4 separate regions of the Homo sapiens genome follow, and regions 2, 3 and 4 are each linked to region 1. A link is a contact called in ENCODE Hi-C or POLR2A ChIA-PET data. All regions are on one chromosome and are shown on one strand. The core of a region is the stretch at or near the end of the contact, and the rest is flanking DNA. Distances in the headings are between cores, read along the strand shown. Region 1 holds the start of TMEM273 (transmembrane protein 273). Region 2 overlaps WDFY4 (WDFY family member 4). Region 3 overlaps WDFY4 (WDFY family member 4). Region 4 holds the start of ERCC6 (ERCC excision repair 6, chromatin remodeling factor).

Region 1 (6,625 bases), core at 2,047-4,546:
GCCAAACTCCACCTCTTATGTTCTGTTTCTCTGATGGATACATTGATTTAGCTACCTACCTTTAAATATATATCTAGAAAAAAATTTAACATTTGGTAATTCAGAGTGTTGGCTCCATAAATGTCTGTTCCATTAATCTCAGTGTTTGAAAATATTTAAAGAATATTCAAATACTGTTTCTTTAAAAACTTTCTACCTACTCTGTGTGTGGGAAAGACTGGCCTGGCTTCTCATCCCAGGGTCCCCCGGTCATACTTGGGATCCTGGATGCCACAGAGGGACTGGACAGAGAGTGCCCCCATAGCCCCCAAGTCCCCTGAGGTACAGTTCTCATACACCCTGGGTGACTGGCCTGGTCACCCACCCTCACAGACCCCCATCTGCCAGTAGATTGCACTAAACAGTGCTCTAGGCCCCTTTCTCCAGTCAATAAAGGGGAAGCCCAACGTTTCCTTCATTTGCTTTCAACAGGCTGTCATATTCGCTTTTTGTTCACAAACATTTACTTACTGGAATTAACAACATATACAATCATTATGAAAAATGCCAATACAGAGAAATTAAGATGCTGTATAATTCTTTTTCCTAAGAAGATAAAGGATAGCCGGGCACGGTGGCTCACGCCTGTAATCCCAGCACTTTTGGAGGCCGAGGTGGGCGGAACACCTGAGGTCAGGAGTTCAAGACCAGCTTGGCCAACATGGAGAAGCCGCATCTCTACTAAAAATACAAAATTAGCCAGGTGCGGGGGCATGTGCCTGTAATCCCAGCTACTCGGGAGGCTGAGGCAGGTGAATTGCTTGAACCCAGGAGGTGGAGGTTGCGGTGAGCCGAGATCGCGCCATTGCACTCCAGCCTGGGCAACAAGAGCAAAATTCCATCTCAAGAAGAAGAAGGAGGAGGAGGAAGAGGAGGAGGAGGAGGAAGAAGAAGAAGAAGAAAAAGAAGAAGAAGAAGAGGAAGAAGAAGAAGAGGAAGAAGAAGAAGAAGAAGAAGAAGAAGAAGAAGAAGAAGAGGAAGAAGAAGAAAAAGAGGAAGAAGAAGGAGACTAAACACATGCAAAATATTACTACGGAACTCTAACCTGTAACTATCACTTCATCACTTCTGTTTCATCCGTGTCAGCTCATAGAAAGGCATGTCTTTCAACTAAATATATTGGATATTGTTGGAAATACTAAAGCATAATTAACTTAGTCAAATTCCTACTGATAGTCTCTTGTTTCTGGTTCCCACCGTGGTTTCGGCAGTGTTGAATAATACCCTGTGAAATATTTTGGGAGGGTTTTACCATATTATTTCATCAGGTTATATTCCTGGAGGTGGAATTTCTGGGTGAAGGGTTATGAACATCTTACATTTCGCTTACATTGACACCCAGATTTTGCCAAATTGCCCTCTGGAGAGAGTGAATAAATGAGTCCCCTCATATCCAATAGTGAGTGCTCACCACTTATCACATCCCATGCTAAGTGCTTTAAATGTGGTAACAGATTTCATTTTCCCAATAGTCCTGTGAGGTGTCCCCAACTTACAGATGAGAAAACTGGGCACAGAGAGGATTAATTCTTTGTCCAAGTTTTCCAGGCTGGTAAACAACAGAACAGGGATGAACATTTAAGGAGTCTCGTACTGGATACCCACTCCTAACCACTGTGTACCTCTATCAATAGTATATGAAAGCAGAAACGAGCTGTGATGCCTTGGCCCAGTGATTAAAACCTTATCTATAACATGCAGGTAATTGTGGCACCTATTGCACAGAGTTGCTGTGGGAACCAAATGAGCTCATGTAACATCTTCAGCAGAGCACCCAGCACATCGACACACTAAAAAATGCGAGGAGGTGTTAGATCTTTTATTATTTGTGAGACTGGACATTTTAAAGTTTTATTGTCTGTGATTCTTCAATGAATTGCCTGTTTATATAATTTGCACATTTTTCATTGGATTTCTTAAATTTAACTTCCTTTTTTTGTACCAGGACAGACTAGTTTGTTTATCTAGGTAAGTCAAAAGCAGAAATAAGGGTTACAACTTCTCTTACCTTCCACCACGTCTCTGGGCAGGCACACTGCATCTAACCACCGTGCACACCCTTAATCGCTGCTTGCTGGTGCCTGACATCCCTTCACAGTCACTGCCAACGGCCCGTTTCCATGTGTAAACTGATGGATGATGTGGCTGGCTGTCTGTCTGACATGCTGACTCCCAAGGCCAAAGTCTTTGCTCTCCCCTGCTTAGTGCAGACTTTAGATGGAAACCTGCCCACAGCACTAACTTTGCCCGCATTCAGGATACAACCTATTGGTCTGGAGACACAAGATTTAATCTGGAGACAGACTGCTTCCCATTGAGTCTCGGCCCAGTGCAAGTTCTGGGAAGGAACGTCTTTGTATATATGAGGGACGTATGCTGCCTTTTTAGGAAACAACAGTTGATATCAGAGGGGACTTCGTAAAGGCATGTGTCTCTCTCCATCTCTGTCTCCATCTATGCATATTTCTAACCATCTCTCTATGTCTCTGTCTGTCTCTCTCTCTCTCTCTTTGAGTTTCTTCCTCTCTGTCTACTTCTCTGACTTTATATTTCTCTCCTCCATTTGGCCCTACTTTGTTTTAGTCTTTGCCTCTCTCCTTTCTTCCTTCTTTCAAGGAATGCATTAAAGATAATTTTTAAAAACAAAGATACCTCTGAGTAGCAAAGAGTCTGCTTCACTGCATGAGAATTCTGATTCAACATTAAATGTATACCAGTATCTACATGCCTACATGTTCTCATTCTATGTCAGTATTTTGATTTGACTTAATTAAATTTAACTTAACTCTCTTGAAATCCCAAAAAGTAAACATGATTATCTCCCATCTCATTGGTTCAGAAAGTTAGGGAGTTTCAGAAGCTTATTCTAGTTTATCAGCAATGGAGCCACAGTTTACACCCAGATGTTTCTAGATCCCAAGCCCGAAGCTCCTTCTGCCATGACCCTTCCTATTCTCCTTTAGCCCAGAAGCATTTGTAAGTTGCAGCTGGAATGAGACAAACAAGATCATTGCTCACTACCAGATCAAAGTGAGAAACATCATCTGTGTAAAGGGACAGAGTTATGTTTTAGGGATCAAGCCCCAGTGGGCTAAGGCTCCCCCAGTTTCCTGCCCACTGAGGCTCCCCCGGGCCAGAGACCCCCGCAGTCCCCACTTACCCAGGAGGAAGAGGATCCTCAGCATGCTGACCCCCAAGTTCATGCTGGCGCTCTGCTCTTGGCTCCTGGCTCCTGGCTGCTGGCAGCGCAGGCACAATGAGCCATGTGACCCAAGGCTCTGGGGACAGGACAAGACCCACGTGACTGATGGGGAAGGAAACCACTGTCACAGCCAGGAGGCTGTTCAGTTCCTCTCAGCCTCTCTGAAGACAGGGCTGAAGGAAGCCCCTGTCATTCTGGACTCCACCAGAAGCTGGCTGTGATTAGACCCATTGTACATGCTGGGGTATTATACCCAGTGTTCTCTCCTATAATCTTCCCCACAGAGTGTGGGAACAAAGCTCGGTAAGGTGCGGTTTCTTGCCTAATGACCCATGCTAGTAAGTCTCAGAGAGGAATGTGGGCAAAGCCGGTCTGCCCTGCAGTCCAGCCCTTGCAGTAGCCTCTGCCTTGGAGCAGAAATAGGAAATGCCCCTCCAGCCAATAGTCCAGCTCGGTCACTGTTTTTGTGCCATGGGAGCCTCTGAGTCTAGGAATGCCTATCACTCTCTTCTCAGAATAAGATTTTTAAATCCCCAAACTAAAATAGATAAGGATCATAGTAGAAATCAGTAGTATTAACACACAGTTATCAAAATATTTTGTTAAACTTGTGAAGTAGAAATATACATGCTTATTTATCCACACAGTAAATAGCAAGATCTGGCAGCAGATGAAACAGCTACCACCATCTCGACATGGTGATAAATGGAATCGATATTGAGAGATACCTGTAACAGCTGGAATGTGGATGGAAAGACCTGTGATTCCTACCAGAAATAAAGTTACTGGGTGGTAATGTTTCTGTGGTTCGTTTGCCACACTACTATTAGAAGAAGATGCTAAGTGTTCCTTAGAGGTTAGAGAACAGAGATGTAATTTTTTTCCCATCCAAGTTTACAGGCCCCATGTCCAGGTCCTTAGCCTGGAGGAACTTTGGTAGTCACACAGGCTCAGCCAGCAGGCTGAAGGCCTTATGCTCCTGTACTCCTTTATACCTGCACGTTGTCACAATGCTTAGATGTTCAGCCAAAAACCCAAATGTGCAGGAAATGTCACTTTTTAAAATATAAATCAACTTAATGACAAGTCTTGAGTCCCCCACCCAACTGAGCTGGCAGAAATCGAGCTCTTTTCATTCTTGGGCTCCCTCAGTCAAATCCCTAACGGTAGCAGCCAACACCGTGAGCACTTGCTACTGAGCCCAATGCCATCTTAGCATGCAACCTGTCCAAGTCCACGCAGCAGTAAATGTGAGAGCTGGACTCGAAACCCAGGCCTTTGGCTGGCAGCCTATGCCCCTCAGGCTGCATGTGCCCTCTGTGTACAGGTACCATCCCCTGCCAAGGTCCAGCCAGAGGCAGTCCGATTGCCCTGGTGCCACAGATGCCCCCTGGGTTCTTCTGCATGGCTGCTGTGGCTCCTTCTGAGTTTCACATAAATAATGGACATGAGAGGAGAAGGCTGGTCATGAGAGAAGCAATTGGCTTCATCTGGGTGCCTTCAAGTTCCATCTGTCCACACTTTATTCATTTGATGAAATTAAGATCAGTTTCTACCTGCACCAAGAAACATACTCTCTTATTTCTCCTGGAATATGTGGAGTTTTCTTAATTTTGCCCCAGTTCATGGGAACATGTGTAAGAAAAATATTTCACTTTCCTCTAAGTGTATTGAAAGAAAATGCCAGTGCAGACCTGACAATCTGTAGACAGTGGCTGGGGACGGTGGAGCTACATTCAGGCCAGGCCCAGGGCTTCCAGCCACACCAGGCAGTTCTGTTTTTATATGAAATCAATAAGTTTCAAATGTCGGCAACTGATTTCAAAATACTTTCGCATGGGATGAGTCAACCTAAACACCAGCATGAACTTCTGCTCCCAAACACCTCTCCAAACATCCTTGGGAGCTCGACCTGTCCTACATACTCCCAGGAGGGGAAGCATCTGCAGCTACTTCTGCTTTCACTCTGCCGTAGCCTCCGAGTCTGGAAAATGCAGTCTGCTCCCTGCTTAGACAGGCAGAGGCTCAAAACGCCCCGTAAACTAGAATCTCACGAGATGCCCTGGCACCCAGCCACGGCACCTTGGCAAGATGGTGTGTGTCTTGTTGGCGTGGCACAATGCACCCAGAAGAGCGGATGCCCCACCCTGTACCCCTGTAATGAACGCCCAGTTCTGACCGTGAGGCTGCTCCTGGCACTGGCTCACACTGGCCCAGGAGCTTGTGAGGGCAGGGCCCAGGGCACCTGGCCTAGCACCTGACACAGTGCAGGCTCCTAGCGGTGTTTGTTGAATGAAGAATTCAATTCACCCCATCTATTTGGGAGGCTGAGGCAGGAGAATCGCCTGAACCCGGGAGGCAGAGGTTGCAGTGAGCCGAGATTGCGCCACTGCACTCCAGCCTGGGCGACAAGAGTGAAACTCTGTCTCAAAAAAAAAAAAAAAAAAGAAGTCGTTTCACTTTCTTATCTCATGCTCAGCCGGCCTAGCCTCCAGCCCACCTGGCAGGAATATTTTCCAGGTCATCTAGGTGAGGAAGGTCACTGCACTGACAAGCAGAAAAGAATGAGCCCCACTCCGGCAGCTCTGACATCCTGCCCCTCACTCGGATGTGGGGCCTCTTCCAAGGCCACCAAGCCTGGGACTCTTCTGTCCTTAGCACTGCACCCTCAGGACCAGCCAGGGAGCTCGTAGAATTCATGTCTCATGTGAACGCCTTTAGTGCAAGTCACAAAAAACTGCCAAACACCATCATTACGCATCAGATTTTTACAAATTTAAAGATAGGGAGGATTCAGCACGCAGATTTGTTTATTGGCCTTACATAGAACTGTGCACCCAACAATTAGAAAATAGCCATTCAATTCAGCATGCATGCAACATTTATACCCCAAAACGGTCTCACACTGGGCCATAATACAAGTCTCAAAAATTTCAAAGAAAAGGTGACATATAGACCATATTTTCTTACCACAAGGTAATTGAATTAAACGACAGTAACAAAAATACATGATAGAAATTTCCATTGGTTTGGAAATTTTAAAACATTTCTAAGTAACTCATAGATCAAAGAAAAAATTACAGTGAAAATTACAAATAGCTGGAACTGAATGATAATGAAAATGTTGCACATGTGATTTTGCAGAATGCAAGCCGGGTAATAATTAAAAGGAAATGCATAGATGTAAATACTTAGAAAAGAAGAACTGAAAAAGGAATGAGATAAGCAACCAGTCAGAGAAGTTTGAAAAAATTATAAGCCCAGAAAAAAGGCAGAAGAAAGGAAGCAATAAATATGAGAGCAAAAATGAATGAACCAGAAGCAAGCAAAGATACAATGGGGAGGATAAACACATCTTAAAAGTTTTTTCTGAAAAAACTAATA
Region 2 (6,625 bases), core at 3,034-5,533, 440 kb before region 1:
AACGCTGACCTTTCTTGAAATGTGTCAACCCCAGCCTGATTACTTTGACTTCAGCTGATTAAATTTACTCCCCTCCGCAGACTGAAAACCCTATGTGATGCATTATCATGCAAAGTTGAATGACAGTAATGGAGACCCTCCTCCTAGACTCCCCGTTCCTGACAAATCATTTCCCGAAGTAGAGAAGTATTTATTTTCCTTTATGATAGAAATGTTTCTCTTTAGTTGCTATGAAATTAAGCCTTTGTAATTGGATTTTGGACTCTTTACTTTATGACTCTGCAAATATGAAATTAACCCCATCCCAAGAAATAATAGAGGAGTCTAAGTTCTAATGAGATTACCCCCATTTTAGATAATGACTCTGAATTTAATAAATCAAACAAAGCAACAATTAAGGACAGCCATTCCTTCCTCCTCTCCCTCCCAAGAGGAGGAAAAGAAAATAACCATCTAGGAATTATAGGTGACAAACCCACTGAGAGACACAGATCATAATGAGGGTGATTATTGGGTTGCTTTGCTTTTTAAAATATCTGCTTCAACACTCTTTGAGTGATGGAGTTCTTTTAAGCAATATTCAGCATCAAATTGGACAACTGAATTGGGAGGGGGTTCCTTGGGGGAAGAGGGGTTTATAGTGGTCACCCAGCACTCAGGCGATTGTCTGTAATCTGATCAGTTTTGTTTTTTAATCATTCTCCCTTCCTGATGTTTGTTTTGTCGTGTGTTATGTGACTAACAGAAGCGCTTATTCATTCCATTTGCCTTAAACAAAGCTCCTAGAGGTCTTAGAGCCATTGAAAGCACTCACATAAATTTAGTCTGTTTAACATTGTAGAGCTTAAGATTTCCTTTGTGACGGATTGACTTTTCATGGCATGTGTCACGTGACCAGGCATAGGTCAGGTTCAGACGCGTGCCGTACCACATCGCAGTGAACAGCCTTTGGTATGGTTTATCAGTTAGAAAGGAGGGACCAAAACCACCACACACACGTCAAGGTTGGAGTGAGTTTCCAACTCAACCATAAAAATAACATTTTTTTGGAAGTGAGTTGCTCACATAAGGCAGGCACAGATGCAGCATAGCTGCCTTAGCCTTTCCTGACCCTGGGGCCTCCAGGATGGGGCAGGGACAGGCAGCTGCTGTGACTCTGTCTACACAGGGAAAGGCCTTGCCCAACTTAAGCCATGAGCTTTCACTTATGCACACTGAGTACCACCATCCTGGAGGAACCTACTCCAACAATCCACATGCTTTGCTTTGAGGGTGTGTCTACAAATGTCCAACTTTCCTGGGTTTTCGGCCAAATTCAGAAAGAATTAGGCCACATCCTCACTCGGGAGGAGAAAGCAGTATCATTGCCCCCATCTTTCAGGTGGCCTGGGAAGTCAATTTCCCTGAAGTCTTTCCCACGATTCACACTTGACTGCCCCCTTTAGTGGGTGGCCTTGATGCTGGGTTTCTTTCAAAGAGCAAAACGACAATTCAATTCCCTGCAGTGTCCCTCTGAGAAGTGGTGAGGTATCACAGATCTAACCACTGTGAGTAGTGTGTTTTCTTTTTCTATAACTGGGAAAAGATCAATTGGCCTGTATTGGTAAGGATGAATCTTTCTACCTCACTTTATGTTATTTGTCTATTTTGAATATAATTATGGACTTTGGTCTTTCATAGATTCTCCTAGTAACTGCAATCTGTTTTGTTTTTTAAATTTCTGGAAATGTCATAGATGGGGCCCTGGAAGCCCTTTATGCATATCCTTGGCTGCTGTTTCTCTTCATCTTTGAAAGAATCCTCGCCTGTGTGCACTAAGAGAGTTCAGGCTCCTCCTGTGTTCTCTGACCTGGAATGTGAGACTGACTACTCGCCCAGCAGCTCAGGTTTCCTGTAGTGGAATATAACATTAGAGAATAAAATCCCAGTGGTTGGAACACACATTCTATTGTTTCAAATAAACACCACTGTTAGGTTAGGGTGCCAGCATTTAAGAGATGGAGCTGGATACTCAGGAAGCTGAGGCAGGAGAATCACTTGAACTGGGGAGGCAGAGGTTACATTGAGCCAAGATCTCGCCACTACACTCCAGCCTGGGTGACAGAGCAAGACTCCGTCTCAAAAAAAAAAAAAAAAAAAAAAAAAAAATGGAGCTCCCAAAGTGCATGACTTCATGTTTGACAGTGACCTGTAACTTTACTAAGTTTCTATTAACTAAAAAGAATTTAAATATCTAGACCCTTCCCACATGTTTTTCTGAGCTACCAGTTTTCTCTTTTTCACTAACTTCCACGTATCATACTACAGACTGTTGCTTAGGCCATGCATTTAAGTCACAGCATCACCCCTCCCCCAGATAGGGAGTGTCTATTTTATTTTTTCTCTGTGAACCTTGTCTCAGGCCTCCTGAAACTGACTCCACACTGTGCCTTCTCAGACAATCCCCTTCCCTGTCACACTAGAGCATTAAATACCTGAAAAGATAAAACAATTCACACCTCTCTCCGCAGTCTACTAAGGAACCCACAAGGTTGTCCACTCTCTAGGAAACACACATCAAATGCCTGAGTTTTAGATGGAGTCCAATGCAATTTATCTGATCAATAAATAAGTACTAAAAATTACAGACTTTTAATACTTATTTAAAATCGTCCCTGTGTTTTTCACATTTCGATGAAGCACAGTATGAGAACTGCTTAAATGTAGCCCCCCCTCCCTCTCTCTCTTCCTCCCTCCTTCCTTCCAATAGCATGTACTGATTACCTAGAGTATATACCATGCACTGGGCCCAAGTAAGTAAGTGCTCAAGAAAGGTTTGATTTTAGAAGGAAATAAAAGCTTGGCTGGCCAGTACAGCTCTCAGTGATCTGGAGGGTGGTGGATTCCACGATGTATCCTATCAGTGGCCTAATTGCTTTCTGCACACTTGGCCTATGCTATGTGTTATACCTATGCATTTCATTCCATTGCAGGTTTCTCTTCTCTTTCTGACACACTCTTTTCACACCACATTTTAAGTTGATTCATTTTACTGTTTCCCCTCATCTAATATAACCGATGAAGCCGTGCTTGCACAGAGAGGGAGATAAGGAATAACAAGCTGCTTCTATGAGGATTTCACTGTGTGTCTCCTGTACAGTATAAGAGATGGTTCATCCCACTCATTTAGCAAATTGTCATTAAGTGTGTGCTGTGTTCCACAGTAGTAAGGAAGCCAGATATGGTTTCCATCTCGTGGAGCTTCAGTCTGGTGGAGAGCTGAGACGGTTTTCAAGTAGCTGCAGTAGAGTATGACGAGAGTTTTGATCAGGGAATGAGAGGGGGATGTGTGAGCACTCGACCTGGGATGAGTATGAGCTACAGGACAGAAGCTTTCTGGAAGGATATGCATTCATGTCAAAAAACAGGACAGTTAAATCAACCGTATAGATTAGTGTAGTAGGCACACATGGAAAACCTAAACCGTAAGAGGAACAATATGGAGATCCCAATGTTTCAGAGTGATCCTTCCTGTAACTTGTTGGCCTGAAGTCGTTGAGGGAAGAGCTAGTGGGACGCTCTGGCAGGAATGTGTGTGGGCTCAGGGTTAATCTACCTCCTGGAGTGCACTCATTTTGATTTGCTTGGTGTTTCAGTCTCTGCTCCGGATCCTGGTGACCCCCAAGGGTCGTGCTGCCTTCAGAGTCTCCAGCGGGTTCAACGGGCTGCTGTCTCTGCTCTCTGACCTGGAAGGCTCCCTCCAGGAGCCCCCGCTGCAGGCATGGGGAGCAGTATCCCCCAGACAGACCCTGGAGCTGGTTTTGTACACTCTCTGTGCTGTGTCCGCAGCGCTGCACTGGGACCCTGTCAATGGCTACTTCTTCAGGAGGAATGGGCTCTTTGAGAAGCTGGCCGAGGACCTCTGCCTGCTGGGCTGTTTTGGAGCCCTGGAGGAAGAGGGCAACCTGCTGCGCTCTTGGGTGGACACAAAGGCCAGGCCATTTGCAGATTTGCTGGGCACTGCCTTTTCCTCCAGCGGCTCACTCCCACCCCGGATACAGAGCTGCCTCCAGATCCTTGGCTTTCTGGACAGCATGGCCAGCGGCACCCTCCACTTGCGTGGGGACCTGAAGGAGTCCCTGAGGACCAAGCAGGGGCCGGTTGTGGATGTTCAGAAGGGAGAAACTGGCAGTGACCCCCAACGCAACTTCAAGCAGTGGCCAGACCTGGAGGAGAGGTAGCTTCTTCTGCCAGTGTGTCATCAGTGCATCTCTGTCTCCCATTCTCACTCTAACGTCTTGCGCATGTGTACTCAGTAGGAAGGCTCAGCTACAGAATGGGTGTGCAGAAATGTCATGTGACCTCAACTTCCTCAAATCAAGTTAGCTCTGACTCCACACTCTTCTACCTTGGGAGCTGATGGAAAATTCAATCTGAGTCAGTACTGGGTTGGAGGATGCTGTCGAGTCACATAAGAACCAGGGAGGGCAGGACCCTGCTGCTACACTCACCTTCTCCTTTGGGATCTTTACTGTCCTAGGGAGCCCTGGTGCCTGGGCCTGGCATCCCTGGGTGTGCCAGGCAGCCTCGGTCTTCTCAGGTTTTATCTCCTCCCCAGGATGCTGCCAGGGGTGGGGTGAGATCCTTTGATCTGCAGGACACAAACCACAGTGTCCACCCCAATTATGGAACTCTTTCTGTTCTTTCTTGCTGCTTCTACACCCCCTAACAAAGACAATTGCTCTCCTTACTTCCGCAGGCCAAACACCTCAATGAGTTCAGACTTTAGTAAACAACTTTTTCCTCTCATGTCTGTAACAAAGAATTCCACTAAAGCAAGAGAGCACAAAGAACCATCCCTACCCCAACCCACTTGGGGTGGGAGGGAAAATGAAAGAACACAACAGTAACAGTTGGTGTCTTTTTCCATTCCTCTAAAGCATAAATGACAGAACACCCATTAATACTGCAGTAAGTTATCCTTCTGAAAGACACTGCATTTTTATCCAGAGTGCCCCGTTTGCCAGACTTCAGTGTTGGGGATGGTAGAGAGAAGGATGCATGTTAAATCTCCACACATTGAGATAATTATGATTTTTGGGGGTTAATCTGGCAAATTAATTGGTTTCCTAATCTTGCATTCCTGCGCAAACCAACTCATTCATAATCTGTGTATTGCTGAATTTGATGTACTAATGTTTAAAAAGGATTTTTGCACTGATATTCAGGAGGTTGGCCTTTCATACTCCTTTCCTGGCTATTTTTCTTGTCAGATTTATGCTAGCATCATAGCATGAGTTGGACAGTGCTTCTCTTCTATGCTACTGAAGAGTTTATGTAGATTGTTTATTTCCGTTCCCTAGCTAATGTGACAGAACTTGCCTCTAAATGCTTGTGAACCCGATGTTTTCTTGTGAGAAAATTTATTCTCATGAGAATGCACTTCTGTTTGTTCTTGAATTATTCTTGGTTTGTTATTTTGCAAGCTGATTTTCCCATTTCATCGAAGTTTCCATTTGTGGGCATCCGACTGCTCACGATGGCTCCCTCACGCTCTTCTGAGCAGAACTTGTGAGTTCTGTGACTCATTTCTAACCTGTTTACCTGTGTCTTCCTTGCTTTTTCTGCTTCAGCACTATTCACAATTGTTTACTTTTCAGTGTGCCCTATGAACCAACTTTGACTTTTCCTGTTTCTCCTACTGTTTTTGGTTATCATTTCCTTCTACCTTTGGGCTTATTCTGGTGTTCTTTTTCTTAACTTGGATGTCTGTTTCCATCTTCTTTTTACATGTAAATTTCTCTGTAATTTGTAAGTTTTATTTTCAGTATCATTTAGTATGAAATATTTTTCTAATTTCCCTTATAAATTATAGTTGACTCTTATGTGTTTGAATTTTGAATTTCCATTGTTACAGTGTTTCTAGTCATCTTTGCTATTTACTTCTCACTCTATCAAGGTGAGAGAAGGTGGATCGTCTGGGTTCTTATCCTTTGAAATTGGTTGAGGTTGACTTCATGGCCCTCAATGTAGTCCCTTCTCATAAATATTCCACATGTGCTTGGAAATAATGCATGTTCTCAGAGTGTTAGGTTCGATGTTCTATTTATGTCCCTTGGATCGAATTTGTCAATTGTTTCATTCAAATATCCTTTATCATTAATTTTTAAAGTCGGCTTGAAATATCAGCTTTTTGTTTTTTATTTTTGGAATAAACAGGCCTTATTGGGCTCATGGGTCTTGAGGGCCTCTGTGTATTTGTCAGTTTTCTTCTCCACGTTCTTTTTGGCCTGTTTCTGCAGCCTTATGAGCTATTTCTTCTTCTGGTAGTGGGTCTCGGCCTTCTCCTTCCTCTTCTCCTCCAGGGTGGCTGTCACTGCCTGGTACTTCCAGCCAGCCTCTTGAGCCAGGCGCCCCACGTAGGCAAACTCTCTTGTGGGCTTCAGATGCACAGCCTTGCGGGCAGCAGAAACACCCATCTAGTTTTCCTGCTGTAGGGCGGTGGGATTCCATCGAACACCTCGGCGTCCAAGGCAGCCTGGCCTCGCTGGGCCTTGCGGACCGCGGGCCCTGCACTGTCGGCTGGAAGACGCTGCTGGGGGCCAGGAAATAACAGGGGCCTCATCAGGGTTGGTGCTCATCCGCC
Region 3 (6,625 bases), core at 1,206-3,705, 390 kb before region 1:
TAAAATAGTAGTGGGAGAAGAAACTGCTAATGAGACACATCCTCAGAGGGTTTGGAGACAAGAGAGTGGATCACAGGAGAAACGGTGGGATCCGTGATGACTGGTGTGAAGCAGACAGGAAGAGGAAGTTGTGAGGAAGGGAGAGACAGGAAGTCATTGAGAAGGGAATGGACAGGAAGCTGTGAGGGAGGGTGGGTACAGGAGATTGTTGAAGCAGGGAGGGACAAAAATTTGTGAGGGAAGGAGGGACAGGAGGTTGTGAGGGAAGGAGGGACAGGAAGCTGTTGAGGCAAGGTTGGACAGGAAGTTGTAAGACAGAGTTGGATAGGAAGTTGTAAGGCAGGGTTGGACAGAAAGTTGAGAATCAGGGAGGAACAGGAAGTTGTGGGCTTCTAAGTCTTAGGTTTTGGTTTCTTTCTTTCTTTCTTTCTTTCTTTCTTTCTTTCTTTCTTTCTTTCTTTCATTCTTTCTTTTTTTTTTTTTTTGTTTTGAGATGAGGTCTCACTCTGTTGCCCAGGCTGGAGGGCAGTGGTGCGATCTCAGCTCACTGCAACCTCTGACTCCCAGGTTCAAGTAATTCTCCTGCCTCAGCCTCCCAAGTAGCTGGGATTACAGGCACGTGCCACCACATAAGGCTCATTTTTTTATATTTAGTAGAGAAGGGATTTCACCATATTGGTCAGGCTGGTCTTGAACTCCTGACCTCAGATGGTCCACCCACCTCGGCCTCCCAAAGTTCTGGGATTATAGGCATGAGCCACCATACCCAGCCTCTGGTTTCTTAAAGAAGGAACTGACTAGTTCATTTCTAAGAGTACAGTCATCTCAGGGGTGGGGAGAGAGCAACACCTGACACATTATACAGTCCATACTCAAACAAATCTAATCCAGACATCTTAATATAGTCCTTAGTACAGGCTTATGTGACACAGAATAACAATCAAAAGATTCAGTTATTCATGTTTCCCAAAATTCTGACATTTGGCATTATGTAATTTCCTGATGAGCTAGGCAGCCTCAAATGGGTGTGGCAACTTATTATTGTTGCTGTGTTCTGGAAAGGAAATGTGAGAGGCTGGAACTTTTGTGGGAAGTGTAAAAGGTGCACCTTATTGTACTGGTGGGTTCACATCTGACTTTCTTAGTTCTCTCAGCCCTTAGCCCCAGGCCTGGCATATCATTTGTTGAATGACTGCCTTCATGAATCAATATCCTAAGTGTGCAGGGCTCTTGGAGCCCTACAGACATGTATGTTGGGGTGCCATGCTGGATACCCATGTTTTCACTAGAGCTGCCTTCATCAATACCAGCTGTCCCAAATGGCAGCTGGCCCACCTCTGTGTGTGCCTTTGGGCAGTGGCTGTGCTTAAAAAAGCAGGAAATCTGTCACTCTTTTCCTGGCGGAAGAACAATCCACTCATTTTATTTTATTTTGTATCCACTCATTCTTTTAAAAAATGTAATGCATCTTTACGAAAGATAGTGGCATGTATGATGCTAGGTTCCAGGGATTAAAGAGGGACAGTCTCTACCTTCACAGGCCTCCCGATAAACTTGTGTTCACTGGGGTTCTTTTGCATTTCCTCTTCAGCAAGAGTAAGCAAAGTCATGGGTAACTGCTTAGCTTCAAGCAAGGTTGAGTATTGACCCTATGGGTCACTATCTGTAGGTGATACCCATGGGTACCCAGTGTGGGGCAAGGGAATGGGCTTCGTAGTCAGGTGGATTGACTTTGAAAACAGTCTCTGCCAATTAAAAAAAAAGTCTGGTGCCAGAAAAGTTACTTAGTCTCCCTGAGTCCCATTCTTTCTAGCTACTAGATGCAGATAATAGGCCGGGTACGGTGGCTCACACCTGTAATCCTAGCAATTTTGGAGGTGGAGGCAGGAGGAACACTTGAGCCCAAGAATTAGAGACTAGCCTGGGCAGTAAAACAATACCCCACTCTACAAAAAAATTTTAACAATTAGCTAGGCATGGTGGTGCAAACCTGTAGTTCTAACTACTTGCAAAGCTGTGGTGGGAGAATTGCTTGAGCCCAGGAAGTCAAGGCTGCAGTGAGTCATATTTGGGCCACTGCGCTCCAGCTTGGGTCTCTCAAAAATAAGAAAATAAATACATAAATGCGGATAATAATATTTTGGGTCTTTTTATGGCACCTCTTGCCACCAGGAAATGTATCAGTTATTAAGTGCAAGCTCTTTTTGCTGCTATATGAGTGCACGCTTATAATCCCACACCTGAACCTTGTATAGTCTGGGCCTTAGGAACTGTCAGTATTTAGAGAAGAAAAATATTAGAGTTCTCTAAAGGGAAGTAGAAATAAGACATGATGGCATCCATCAATTCTGCCCCAGAAGGATCACTAGCAGCTACATTTGTTTACTATGAATGAAAACAACCTGAGTGATCAACTTCACTTTCAGAATCTCAGTGAATTTCATATCTTTGTTTCACTTACAATTTTGTCATGCATGAGATGACACTGTGGTTTGGGCTGAAGAATGTGTTGCCTGCGCAAATTGGGTATGTAGTCAGTACAGTGTAAAACCTGAAAATCTGTACCTGGCTTCTATTTCCTGTCCTGCCACTTGCTGGTGGTGAGTGGAGACTGTCACTCAGCTGGTCTGTCTCAGCCTCTATTTTCTCATCTGTAAAGTGGGAACATCATCATTTGTCTTGCAGGATCCAGGGAGGTTGAGATGAGTTTGCAATATGGACACTTGGGCTGTGGGCCCAAGGCTGAGCAGATGGGGGAGATGGTTAGTGCAGGCGTCCTTGGTTGGAACCAGGCCCACAATGAAGTGCCAAGTAGCAGCAGAGATGGCGAGAGAAGGCCTTCCTACAGGGGAGGCACCTCTCTGCTTGGAGTGTCAGGACAGCTGATCTGATTCCAGAGCTGGTACATCATGTTGATGATTCCACGTCAGAGGATCACCTGTCCAGCACTGACCTTCTCATGCTTCCTGCAAATCATTCTTCTCCCACACCTTCATTTTAGCATGTGTTTTGTTTTGTCTTCCAGCTCTGGATGAATACTGCAGACAATCTGGAGCTCAGCCTCTTTTCCCATCTTTTGGAAATCCTTCAATCACCAAGGTAGGCTGGGTCTTGGCAGCCTGGGGGTTAGAACTGAAGGCTGAATGTCCAGAACAGAGACAGGGCAGGGTGGCCAGTGGCTCTTCCCTGCTCCCAGAACACTGGGTCCCCAAATGGGAGCACATCCTTCCCAGTGGCTCATGCTTGTGGGGCAGTCTCCTCTCATGGTCTCGGGCCTCAGGAGGGCAGATGCTGGGGGCTTAGAGGCCTCTCTAGCCCCAGGGACTAGCACATACTGGGGGCTCAGCAATTGTGACCAGCAAAGGTCCACTCTCCCTCTAACTGACTTCTCCAAGGCACTTTTGGAATTAGTCAGGGCTCTTTTACCCTTCAAGTGGTAGAAATACAACTCAAACCAGCTTAAGGGATGTAAAAGAGAAGGAAAGAAGGAAGGGAGGAGGGAAAAAAGAATACAGGAAGAAAAGACCAGTAAAGAGGGACTTCGTTGGCTCTTACAATTGAAAAGAGCTGATCTCATCCTGTAGCTGGGGGAGGCTCACATCATTTTCTCTGAGCTCTGTCACCACTCTTGCCTCTGCCTCTTCCACTCAGTCTTCAGGTTGCCCGGGCTTTCTTCTGTGGCAGAAGGTGGCTCCTGGGCAGCTCCTCAGAGCACATCCTCAGCTTAGCACCATAGGCAGAGAGACAGCTTTTTAAAAATTTAACAGTCTTAGCTATTGGACTGAGTCTCATTGAGCCAACTGTGTCCCATGACTGGGCTGGAAAGTGGCTTCCCCTCTGGAGTTAGAAAGTGGTAGTTCCCAAAGGGAGCCAGGGGCTGTGTTCAGAATAAGAGAGAAGGAAGGCAAGGAAGCCCACATATCACCCCACCTGCCTCCTCCTGGCTCAGGCTGGTCTAGAGCTCATTGGTGCCTTCAGCATTTTGAATGTATTTGTAAATGGCTTTCCACTCATCCACTTAATGAACATCTATTATAAACTTACTACATTTCGCACCCTGTACTTAGAGGTAAAATTCAGAGAAGAATAAGCCACAGTCTGATAAAAAGAGAATACAGAAAAACATGTTGTTCAGTGCTGTCAGAGGAAACAGAACCAAGGGCAGCCGGGACTTCTGGGTAGAGGAGCATCTGTCTTCTCTGCTGAGCCTGTAATTATAAATCATACACAGAATTGGGCTCTGGTCCTGCCTCTTTTGTGTATCAGGGAGATGGAGCTCAGCAGAATTTAATGTGTTAATACAAAAAAAAAAAAAAAAAAAAGACAGTTCAAAGTGAGGAATCTGCCCAAAGTCACCCTCCTCCACATTTTTCTCCACCATTTTTTCTCTTCCACTTTCCACTTTGTTCCTGTACCTGTACCAGTTGTTTTCTAAGAAACAGATATTTATCCTGGGAGCTGTTTTCTTTGGGGGAGTAGAATTTACTGGAAATTGGATTTGTGAGTATCTGAGGGAGGGGGTATGGATAGGTGGATTCTGTCTTTTTCTCCTTTGACTTTCAGTGGCGTGTCTCTCCACTTTGTGGTTTGGGGCGGGCAGGAAGATCACACAACCAGACAAGCTAGTGAAGGGCCCTGCACTCCTGGCTGGTGGGAAGTACTCCCCAGTCACATGAGTGTCTGCTGTCTTTGTTTGAGTTTCTGAGGCCAGCACTAGTTTTCCCTGGGGCTCAGAATTTAAAAGTCAATAATTGGGGTTTGTCTTTGAAGGTGGTTTCCGGGGGGCGGAGGGGACAGGCAGTGCACACCCGAGCGACTCTGGCACTTAGCAGACACATATTCAATGGGTGTCTGACGGCATCTTGACAAATTGCCAAGAGAGCATTGGAGTTAAGGGGCCATGGAACAAGCCTGGCTTGAAAAACCTTTTTAGCAGAAACACAGCAAATTTGGTTCATTCCAGTAAAAGCTTTTACTGTCTCTCTCCTGTACTCACCAGGGAAGGACCCAGGAATGCTGAAGCTGCCCACCAGGCACAGCTTATACCCAAGCTCATCTTCCTATTCAATGAGCCGAGCCTCATCCCCTCCAAGATCTCCACCATCATTGGCATCCTGGCCTGTCAGCTGAGGGGCCACTTCAGCACCCAGGACTTGCTCAGGTACCACACCAAGCTGCCCAGGGGGAAGAGCAGGGCCCCAGGGCTGTTTAAAAAGGGAGGACAGACCCCAGCTCTCTCCCCATTGTGCTCAACCCTGAATCACTTGGAACCTTCTAGGAATTTTTGCCCAGGGCTGAGAGTTGGGGAAAGGATGGTTTGCTGAAGTCAGGATGGGACAGGCCGGTTTCCCCAGCAGGGCTGTGTGTTTACTGTTCCCACTGCTCAGGCTCCCCCACTGTGGCCAAATATTCAGGAATTTCCATAAGCACTGCCATCCTTGCCAGCCAATGACCCACATGCCTGGCTCCTGCAGACTCCTGAAGAGCAGTCCCAGCCACCAGTGTGTTTCCCCTTCTCTTTCCTGTCACTATCTAATTGATCAGGTAGAGCCAGAGTTAGCGTCTCTGGTGAATCCTGACTGATTTTAGAAGTCTCTGGAAATACACAGCATGCCATGATGATTTCCCTTAAACTCTCACTTGCAGCTGCACGTGGGTGGGTCTATGTGAAAACACTGGCATGTACTCAGCGGACTCAGTTGAGCCCGCCTGCGAGCCTGTCCTTCTCTCCCTGTGTATAAAGGATTGGGCTGTTTGTTGTGTACACCCTCAAGCCTTCGTCGGTGAATGAGAGGCAGATCTGCATGGACGGAGCCCTGGACCCTTCCCTGCCTGGTGAGAAGACCTTTGCCAGTTCGAAGGCAGTAGGACGGCCCTCACGGAACCCCTGAGAGGCCCACATTGTGCAGAGGGAGGGGCTAAGTAAGGAAGGGGAAGGCACCCACAGCCAAGCCGTGGTTTCCAAGCCGTGGCCTGTGAGGCTGTCATTTTATGATGAGAGTCAGAAATGAAATAAAATTATAGATTCCTGCTTTGAAATGTGGGACTGGTGTTCCAGGCCTCCAGAATAAAATCAGTTCCCTGTAGACCAGCATGTGGGATCCGGGATCCTGCCTCACTTCCTGGTTGAACCCCCACTACCCCTTACTTTCCTGATGAGCCCCAACTCCAGCAGTGAAGCACTTGCAGGCCCCTGCAGGTGATGGCCTGCCCTCTGTCCGTGCTTGGCACGTGCTCTTCACTCAAGGGAAATGCCACCCCTCCCCCACTAGCCAAGCTGTCCCCAGTCCCACCAAACCAGATTAAGTCACTTTCTCTGTGTTTCCAAAGCCCCTTGGGGTTACCCTACTGAATAGATTTGTAGTTTGTTTATGTGAGTCTCCCTTTTCGCCTAGCCAGGTGCAGAACTGCAGCTGTGTCTTGTTCAATTTGTTCCCTCTGCTAGGGCAGTGTGATGGCAGCAATCACAACTGCTTTGTCCTGGGCCCTGCGGCTCTGCACTGTCCAAGACGAGAGCCCCTAAGCCACATATAGCCATTTAAATTCAAATTTTAACTAATTAAAATTAAATGCAATTAAAAACTTAATTCCTCACTCACTGTAGCCACGTTTTAAGTGCTCACTA
Region 4 (6,625 bases), core at 1,640-4,139, 350 kb after region 1:
TGTCCTTTAAAGAGCTTGCCTCTGGCAGGGAGACAGCTACAGTGATAAAGTAATAATGGATTTGTTGGGGGTAGGGAGAGAACTAGGGCAAGAAAAACTAGAGCACGTAATGGCTGGAGGGAGACAGAGGAGATAACCCAGAAAGGTGTACCAAAAGAGACAGCAAAAGTGGAAGGTCGCAAGCAGAAATGAACAGGAGGCACAACACATCTTTCTCGGACTCTGGCAGAAGGAGGATTCCTGATAGATCTAAATTTGCAGGTGGAAAGGAGGGAAGCTGAAGTGGATTACAGACAAAATATCCCACAAAGCAGCAAGTTGGGCAGTTCCTGAGTCAGGAGACAAAGTTGGCACTGGGGCTAAAGACTAAGAGTCTGGAATAAATGTCCTGTACAAGAGAAAAGGGAGTTGACAGGGAACAAACACTGATGATTGCTGTGGAGGACCTACCTGAGGATCTCCCCAGCCCTGCAAAGCCATAGACTGCTAACAATCTCCAGGGCTGAACAATCTCCTCCTTCAGTAGTCCTGGGGGAAATGTCACTATTGAGGGTTTTCAGAGCAGAAATGGTAGCGCAAAAGAGTCACGGGGTTGAAGATGCTGAGAAGAGTAGCTGAAGCAACTGACTTCAGGGTCCAAGCTGGGTAGGTTTAAAAAAACAAAAACAAACAAACAAAAAAACAGAAGGGGCCTGGAAATGGGAGAAAGGGTTCAAGAAGTCACTTAGTATCTGGCAATGGCCAGAAAACCAAGTCTTCTGGAAGTGAGAGTTGGAAACCAGAAGGCTCTTATCAGGTTAAAGAATTTCAGAAGTGAAATAAATCATACATTTGCCGGGAGCGGTGGCTCATGCCTGTAATCCCAGCACTTTGGGAGGCCGAGGCGGGAGGATCACGAGGTCAGAAGTTCGAGACCAGCCTGACCAACATAGTGAAACCCCGTCTCTACTAAAAATGCAAAAATTAGCTGGGCATGGAGGCGCGCGCCTGTAATCCCAGCTACTCGAGAGGCTGGGGCAGGAGAATCGCTTGAACCCAGGAGGCGGAGGCCGCAGTGAGCGAGATCGCACCACTGCACTCCAGCCTGGGCGACAGGGCAAGACTCCGTCTCAAAAAAAAAAAAAAAAAGAAAGAAAGAAATCATACATTTAACAAATAGTTACTGAGAGTTAATTACACCAGGCAATGTACTAGGTTAACTAATTCCTGTCCCCAAAGAGCTTAGAGTCTCATGGGAAAAACAGACATTTAAAAACTATATATATATATATACACATACACACACACACACACACACACACACAAATATAATTGTGGTGACTGCTGTTAAGAGGAAAGTACAAGGCTTTCTGACAAAATGAGAGAAACCAAATTGAAATTGTGGAGGTAGATGTGGGGTCAAGGAGGCCTCTCTGATAAAGTGACATCTGATAAGTCAGTCAGGTCGAAAGTAAAGTGAACGTCTTGCAAGGAAACAACGTGTGAAATTTTTTTTTTTTTTGAGACGGAATTTCGCTCCGGTTGCCCAGGCTGGAGTGCAACCTCCGCCAGGCTCCGCCAGGCTCACTGCAACCTCCGCCTTCCGGGTTCAAGCGATTCTCCTGCCTTGGCCTCCCGATTAGCTGGGATTACAGGCATATGCCATCATGCCCGGCTAATTTTTCGTATTTAGTAAAGACAGGGTTTCACCACGTTGGTAAGGCTGGTCTCGAACTCCTGACCTCGGGTGATCCACCCACCTCGGCCTCCCAACAACGTGCGTAACTTTTAAGACTAGAAAGAGCTGATGCACTTGTGAAAATGCAAGAAGGCTGGAACACCGAATTTTTGACTTTATTTTTAACTTTGAGTTAAGAAGAGCAGAGAAGGGCTCCGTTCATGGCCTAAGTCTTGCAGAGTATCTTCTAAGGCTTAATCATCTGGGACACTAGTATCTTCACCGTCCTCCCCCATCACTGGGGCTCCCGCAGCCAGGGGCAAGCTGGGTCTCATTTGGAGGGTTGGTCGGACACAGGCACAGTTCTGAGAGGGGACAGGCAAGGGCCAAATCACACAAGGCCTGGGAAAACACGAGCATGGATTCCACTCCCAGTGCAATGGAATGACTCTGAAAACTGTTAAGTAGGCTGATGATGGCATGACCTACTTTATGCCAGAGACCACCTGGACAACTGTGCGGATAATGGATTGGAGGAGACAAAGCAACAAGAAGATGATGGGAAAAGTTGAGGAGAAAAGCGAGGGCTGCCTGTCACAGGATGACAGCAGTTAAGACGCTGCGTGGAAGTCACGTAACAGCAGCATTTACAGGCGGCCTGCCTCATCCGCCCACACTCTTATCAATTTGACTCTATCAACGCCCAAAACGTCGGACGTACATCTAGCCCGACTCTCTTTAAAATAACAGCTCCAGCATTTTAATCGAGATCAAAAAGGACCCAGCTGACCCTGCGCGCAGGGGGCCTTATACAAAGTCGGAGAAGTAGCTGGGTCGCTGGCCGGCCAGGGACTCAAGCCGCCTCAGGTGAGCGCTCCTTGGCGCTACTTCCGGTCTCAGGTGAGGCCGCCGGAAGCGGGCACTTGGCCCTAAGACCCGCTACAGTGCGTCCTCGCTGACAGGCTCAATCACCACGGCGAGGCCAAGGCGCGGGGCCGCGGCCCGCCCGAGAAGCCTGAGCTGGGCCCCGACACCCCCTGCCCGACATTCGGCCGGGACCCCCGAACACTCACCCAGGGCCGCGCGAGCGCCCACAAGGAAACAGAGACGCTACCGCCGCCAGCCGCCTTGGAACCCAGCTCGACGGGCCGTGGCGCCTGCGCCCTCAGCTCAACCATAGACACCGCCCCCAACAGCGACTCCGACTTCTGCTGGTGCGGGGAGGCCCGTGGCGCATGCGCCTGGCTCAGCGTTTGTTTTTAAGCACGGGCAAGACCACGTGGTTTGGAGGGACGGGCTCAGCAGCGCCTTTCTACTTGCGTGCGAGCAGGGCGAGAAAGCTGTCTCCGCTGCCGGTCAGCTGGGTGGCTTGCGAAGGACGCTTCGCCCCTAGCGAAAAATACCCTGCTGGCAAGGCAGTTATGAAAGTTAAGACATATTTCCACGTAGAGGGGGATGCGGGTGTGCCATGCGAATGTAAATCCTCACAATTAACCTTGAACCCTGCAGAGAAAGTCAGCTTGGGCAGGGAAGTTAGCCGCACTTTTTGGTCGCCAGGCTGTGACCTCTCTTGTTGTCTCCCACGACTGAACACGGGAAGGATGGAGAGCTGTCCTGCTTCTCTGTTCCCCCTCCGCCACGCGCGCACCTGGGCGGAGTGAGTGCCTACAGAGCCTGCTTACATGTGTACATTGCCTTAAGTCCAGCGTTTAGTATCCGTCCTCAGATCTCAGAGGTAGGCGGGGTTTCGAGGCAGGCGAGAATTTTACCGTGGTGCGTTTGAAGAAAGAAGATGTCCACACAGAGGTTCAGAACAATGGGAGGAAGTTGAGCTTCGCCTGGGGAAAGAAGCAGCCCACGATGCAGGATGGCTGTACCAGACAGAGCTTCTCAGCTCAGGATCGGTGCTAGGAGAAGGTGGACTTTCCAGGGCCGCGAGGCAGGACGTCCTCTGGGAGGGCAGTGACTGCGGGTCACTGCCTGGGAAGTGCTGTCCTCACTTGGAAGCCTGAAGTCGGACAATAGGGAAATGGGGTCGGAAAGGGGACTAGGAAATGCTCCATAACATCATCTTATTCCTCCTGTCAGCGGCCCCAACCCACAATGTAACTTGTTTTTGTTGGTGGTAGTGGGTTTTTTTGTTTGTTTTGTTTTTGTTTTTGTTTTTGAGACGGAGTTTTGCTCTTGTCGCCCAGGATGGAGTACAATGGCACGATGTGGGCTCACTGCAACCTCCTCCTCCCAGGTTCAAGCGATTCTCCTGCCTCAGCCTGCCGGGTAGCTGGGATTACAGGCGCCTGCCACCATGCCCAGCTAATTTTTGTGTTTTTAGTAGAGACGGGGTTTCGTCATGTTAGCCAAGCTGTCCGCGAACTCCTGACCTCAGGTGATCCACCCGCCTCGGCCTCCTAGAGTTCTGGGATTACAGGTGTGAGCCACCACGCCCGGCTTGTAACTTGCTTTTTTTTTTTTTTAAAGGAGAAAGAATTCTAGCGATTTCTTGGATAAAATATTAAGAATAGAAAGGCAGTTGATTGACATTAGTTTCAATGCTTGAAAGTAAAAGCAGATATATAGTGGATCCCAACTTTTGAGACTGAGGTTCCCTTTGCAGCTATTTTGGAGACCCTTCCTATATCAGAATTTGGACAGGAAAAAATGGTCCACTCAAAAGGGGAAGTTGAGAGTTATTATTTACAAAGACGTGGGCGGGGTTCAGGAAAACAACTCAGGGTGGCACAACTGGAGCTATTAAGGGCCGAATTGTGTCCCCTCCCCAAAATTCATATGCTGGAGTCCTAACCGCCACTCCCCACCCCCACCCCGGGACCTCAGAATGTGACTGTATTTGAAGATAGGGTCTTTAATGAGGGAATTTAGTTAAATGAGGTCCCAAGTTATTTAGCAAGTCGTCCAAGCCCTTTTATACTCCTGCCCCATCTAATTTTTCTGCATCACTTGTGTCCTTCACTCCCTGGATGCCTATGCTCAGGATTTAGGGAACTACTTACTCTTCTCCCAGGAAGGGTGTGCTACAATTGGCTTCTACGGCCTAGCAAGCATACTGTTCACCTCTTCCCAGCTGCCTTAGCTCAGGCTGCCATAACAAATGCCATAGACTGGGCAGCTTAAACAACAGGCATTTGTTTCTCATAGTTCTGGAGGCTGGGAAGTCCAAGATCAAATGCAGGCAGATTTAGCTCATTTAGGGGAAGCTCTCCTCATGGCTTGCAAATGGTTACCTTCTCACTGTGTCCTTACATGGGGTAGAGAGAGGGCTCTGTCTTCCCTTTCTTCTAAGGCATCAGCCGTATTGGATTAGGGACTCACCCTTATGATCTCATTTAACCAGATTTGCTGCCTAAAGACCCTGTCTCCAAATAGTCACATTGAGGGTTAGGGATTCAGCATATGAATTTGGGGGGCACCCAGTTTAGCCCATAGCACCAACTCTGCCTTTGTTGACTTCACATTAATAGCTTGAAATCAGCCATAGTAGGAGTATTTATACCACAGAAATGGACAAACTATAAACTGGAACTTTGGGGGAGAGGCAATTATTAATCTTTTCCCACATACCCCTACTTGTTATTCTGTCACTTCTGTGATCTTACAAGCAGGTCCCTCTGCTTAGAATTCTCTTACCCATTCCAAACTCAGACAAAGTTTCTCTTTTCTGAAGCTTTCCCCTACCCTCTGACAGCAATAGGCTCTTGCATCTCCTGTGTACCCCCAAACCAATATTTCTAATGTCATTATTATAGTAGTTATTGATTTGGATTTTAATCCATTTTCCCTACCATTTCCTAGCCCTTACTCTAAGCTGGGCATTATTTTAAACACCCCACCCAAGGGGTTCTTCCTGCCCACTGCATAAAGAAAGACCATAGCATTGTGGTAGAAAAAGAGCTTAATAGACACGAGGCCGACCATGCCAGGTGGGAGATGGAGTGCATGCTCAGGTCATCTGATCCAAAGTCCGAAGCTCATAGGCTGGGGGTTTTTCAAACGCAGTTTGGAGGAAGGGGTGGGAGTGGCCAGGTAACAGGTGCTTGCTGCTGATTGGTTGAGGCTGAGATGAAATCATAGGGGGAGTCAAAGCTGTCCTCCTGCAGTCTGAATCACTTCTGGGTGGGGCTGTGGGAGTGGGGTTGGCGGTCCAGGTGGAGCCATGGGTGTCAGACATGCAAAAAACCTGGAAAGATATCTCAAAAAGCTACAAATAGTGGTTGTATTAGTCTGCTCTCGTGCTGCTAATAAAGACATACCCAAGACTGGGTAATTTATAAAGGAAAGAGGTTTAATTGACTCACAGTTAAGCATGGCTGGGGAGGCCTCTGGAAACTTACAATCATGGTGACAGGGGGAGCAAACATGTCCTACTTCACATGGTGGCAGCAAGGAGAAGTGCAGAGTGAAGGAGGGGGAAAGCCCCTTATAAAACCATCAGATCTCGTGAGAACTCACTATCAGAACAGCATGGAGGTAACCACCCTCACGATTCAGTTATCTCCCACCGGCTTCCTCCCACAACATGTAGGGATTATGGAAACTACAATTCAGGATGAGATTTGGGTGGGGACACAGCCAAACCATATCAGTGGTGTTATTTGCAGGAGTAATTGGGAAAGTTGAGTATCTTATAACCTCCAGAATAATGACTGACAATCGTTCATATCTGCGCCTTAGCAGGACTCAGGCTCCTCTCCTCCCCCACAGCCTGATAGCTTCCCATTAGCTTTACAAAAACAGTTGAGTTTCAGGCAAGGTCTGTTATCATGTAAACTATAGCCTAAATGTCTCTCAAAGTTAGCTGGCCCCAGTAGCTTAGAAATAATTAAGGGAAAGGCAAGATAGGTGTTGGAATGGGGGCGTTAACTCAGACCTCTTTCACTGTCATAATTTTCTAACTGATATAATTTTTGCAAAGGTGGTTTCATTGTCTTGAGTGCTTTACTAATGTTAACT

The links. Hi-C counts contacts between places; a loop is a spot of excess contacts on that map. ChIA-PET counts read pairs that join two places held with the same protein, here RNA polymerase II (POLR2A). Pooled maps may share reads with other maps.
Region 2: a loop to region 1 is called in a pooled map, with 2.4 times the contacts of the local background. The contact joins the enhancer-like site here to the promoter of TMEM273 in region 1. A Hi-C loop is called at or near these places in 1 of 168 maps with a recorded cell type or tissue (lower leg skin), 4 of 37 single-sample maps with no recorded cell type and 3 of 50 pooled maps.
Region 3: a loop to region 1 is called in a map of naive thymus-derived CD4-positive, alpha-beta T cell, with 2.6 times the contacts of the local background. The contact joins the enhancer-like site here to the promoter of TMEM273 in region 1. A Hi-C loop is called at or near these places in 1 of 168 maps with a recorded cell type or tissue (naive thymus-derived CD4-positive, alpha-beta T cell), 18 of 37 single-sample maps with no recorded cell type and 11 of 50 pooled maps.
Region 4: a map of endothelial cell of umbilical vein shows a loop between it and region 1 (2.5-fold over the local background). The contact joins the promoter of ERCC6 here to the promoter of TMEM273 in region 1. A Hi-C loop is called at or near these places in 2 of 168 maps with a recorded cell type or tissue (dorsolateral prefrontal cortex and endothelial cell of umbilical vein), 21 of 37 single-sample maps with no recorded cell type and 14 of 50 pooled maps. POLR2A ChIA-PET finds 5 or more read pairs at or near these places in 1 of 52 experiments (CD4-positive, alpha-beta memory T cell).

The regions. Positions count from the first base shown.
Region 1 is chr10:49,185,095-49,191,719 of GRCh38, forward strand. TMEM273 (transmembrane protein 273) reads right to left here and starts at 3,297. Exons shown (of 7, transcript NM_001288740.3): 1 at 3,200-3,297. The coding sequence starts at 3,242. RefSeq lists enhancers at 5,126-5,285, 5,746-5,965.
Region 2 is chr10:48,739,333-48,745,957 of GRCh38, forward strand. It overlaps WDFY4 (WDFY family member 4), which reads left to right. Exons shown (of 62, transcript NM_001394531.1): 12 at 3,636-4,216. It also overlaps the pseudogene RPL13AP19. Among named protein-coding and RNA genes, the nearest start is that of WDFY4, 58 kb to the left of the region's middle. RefSeq lists enhancers at 5,315-5,474, 5,942-6,486. Within about 2 kb of position 4,284, at least 2 of the 41 ENCODE cell types and tissues checked have a DNase peak (open chromatin) inside an H3K27ac peak, as active enhancers do.
Region 3 is chr10:48,800,261-48,806,885 of GRCh38, forward strand. WDFY4 (WDFY family member 4) reads left to right here. Exons shown (of 62, transcript NM_001394531.1): 25 at 3,026-3,099; 26 at 5,000-5,161; 27 at 5,744-5,835. Among named protein-coding and RNA genes, the nearest start is that of WDFY4, 120 kb to the left of the region's middle. RefSeq lists enhancers at 2,545-2,594, 2,625-2,684. Within about 2 kb of position 2,456, at least 3 of the 41 ENCODE cell types and tissues checked have a DNase peak (open chromatin) inside an H3K27ac peak, as active enhancers do.
Region 4 is chr10:49,536,232-49,542,856 of GRCh38, forward strand. ERCC6 (ERCC excision repair 6, chromatin remodeling factor) reads right to left here and starts at 2,890. Exons shown (of 21, transcript NM_000124.4): 1 at 2,731-2,890. RefSeq lists silencers at 1,399-1,587, 2,533-2,822 and enhancers at 3,243-3,302, 3,333-3,572.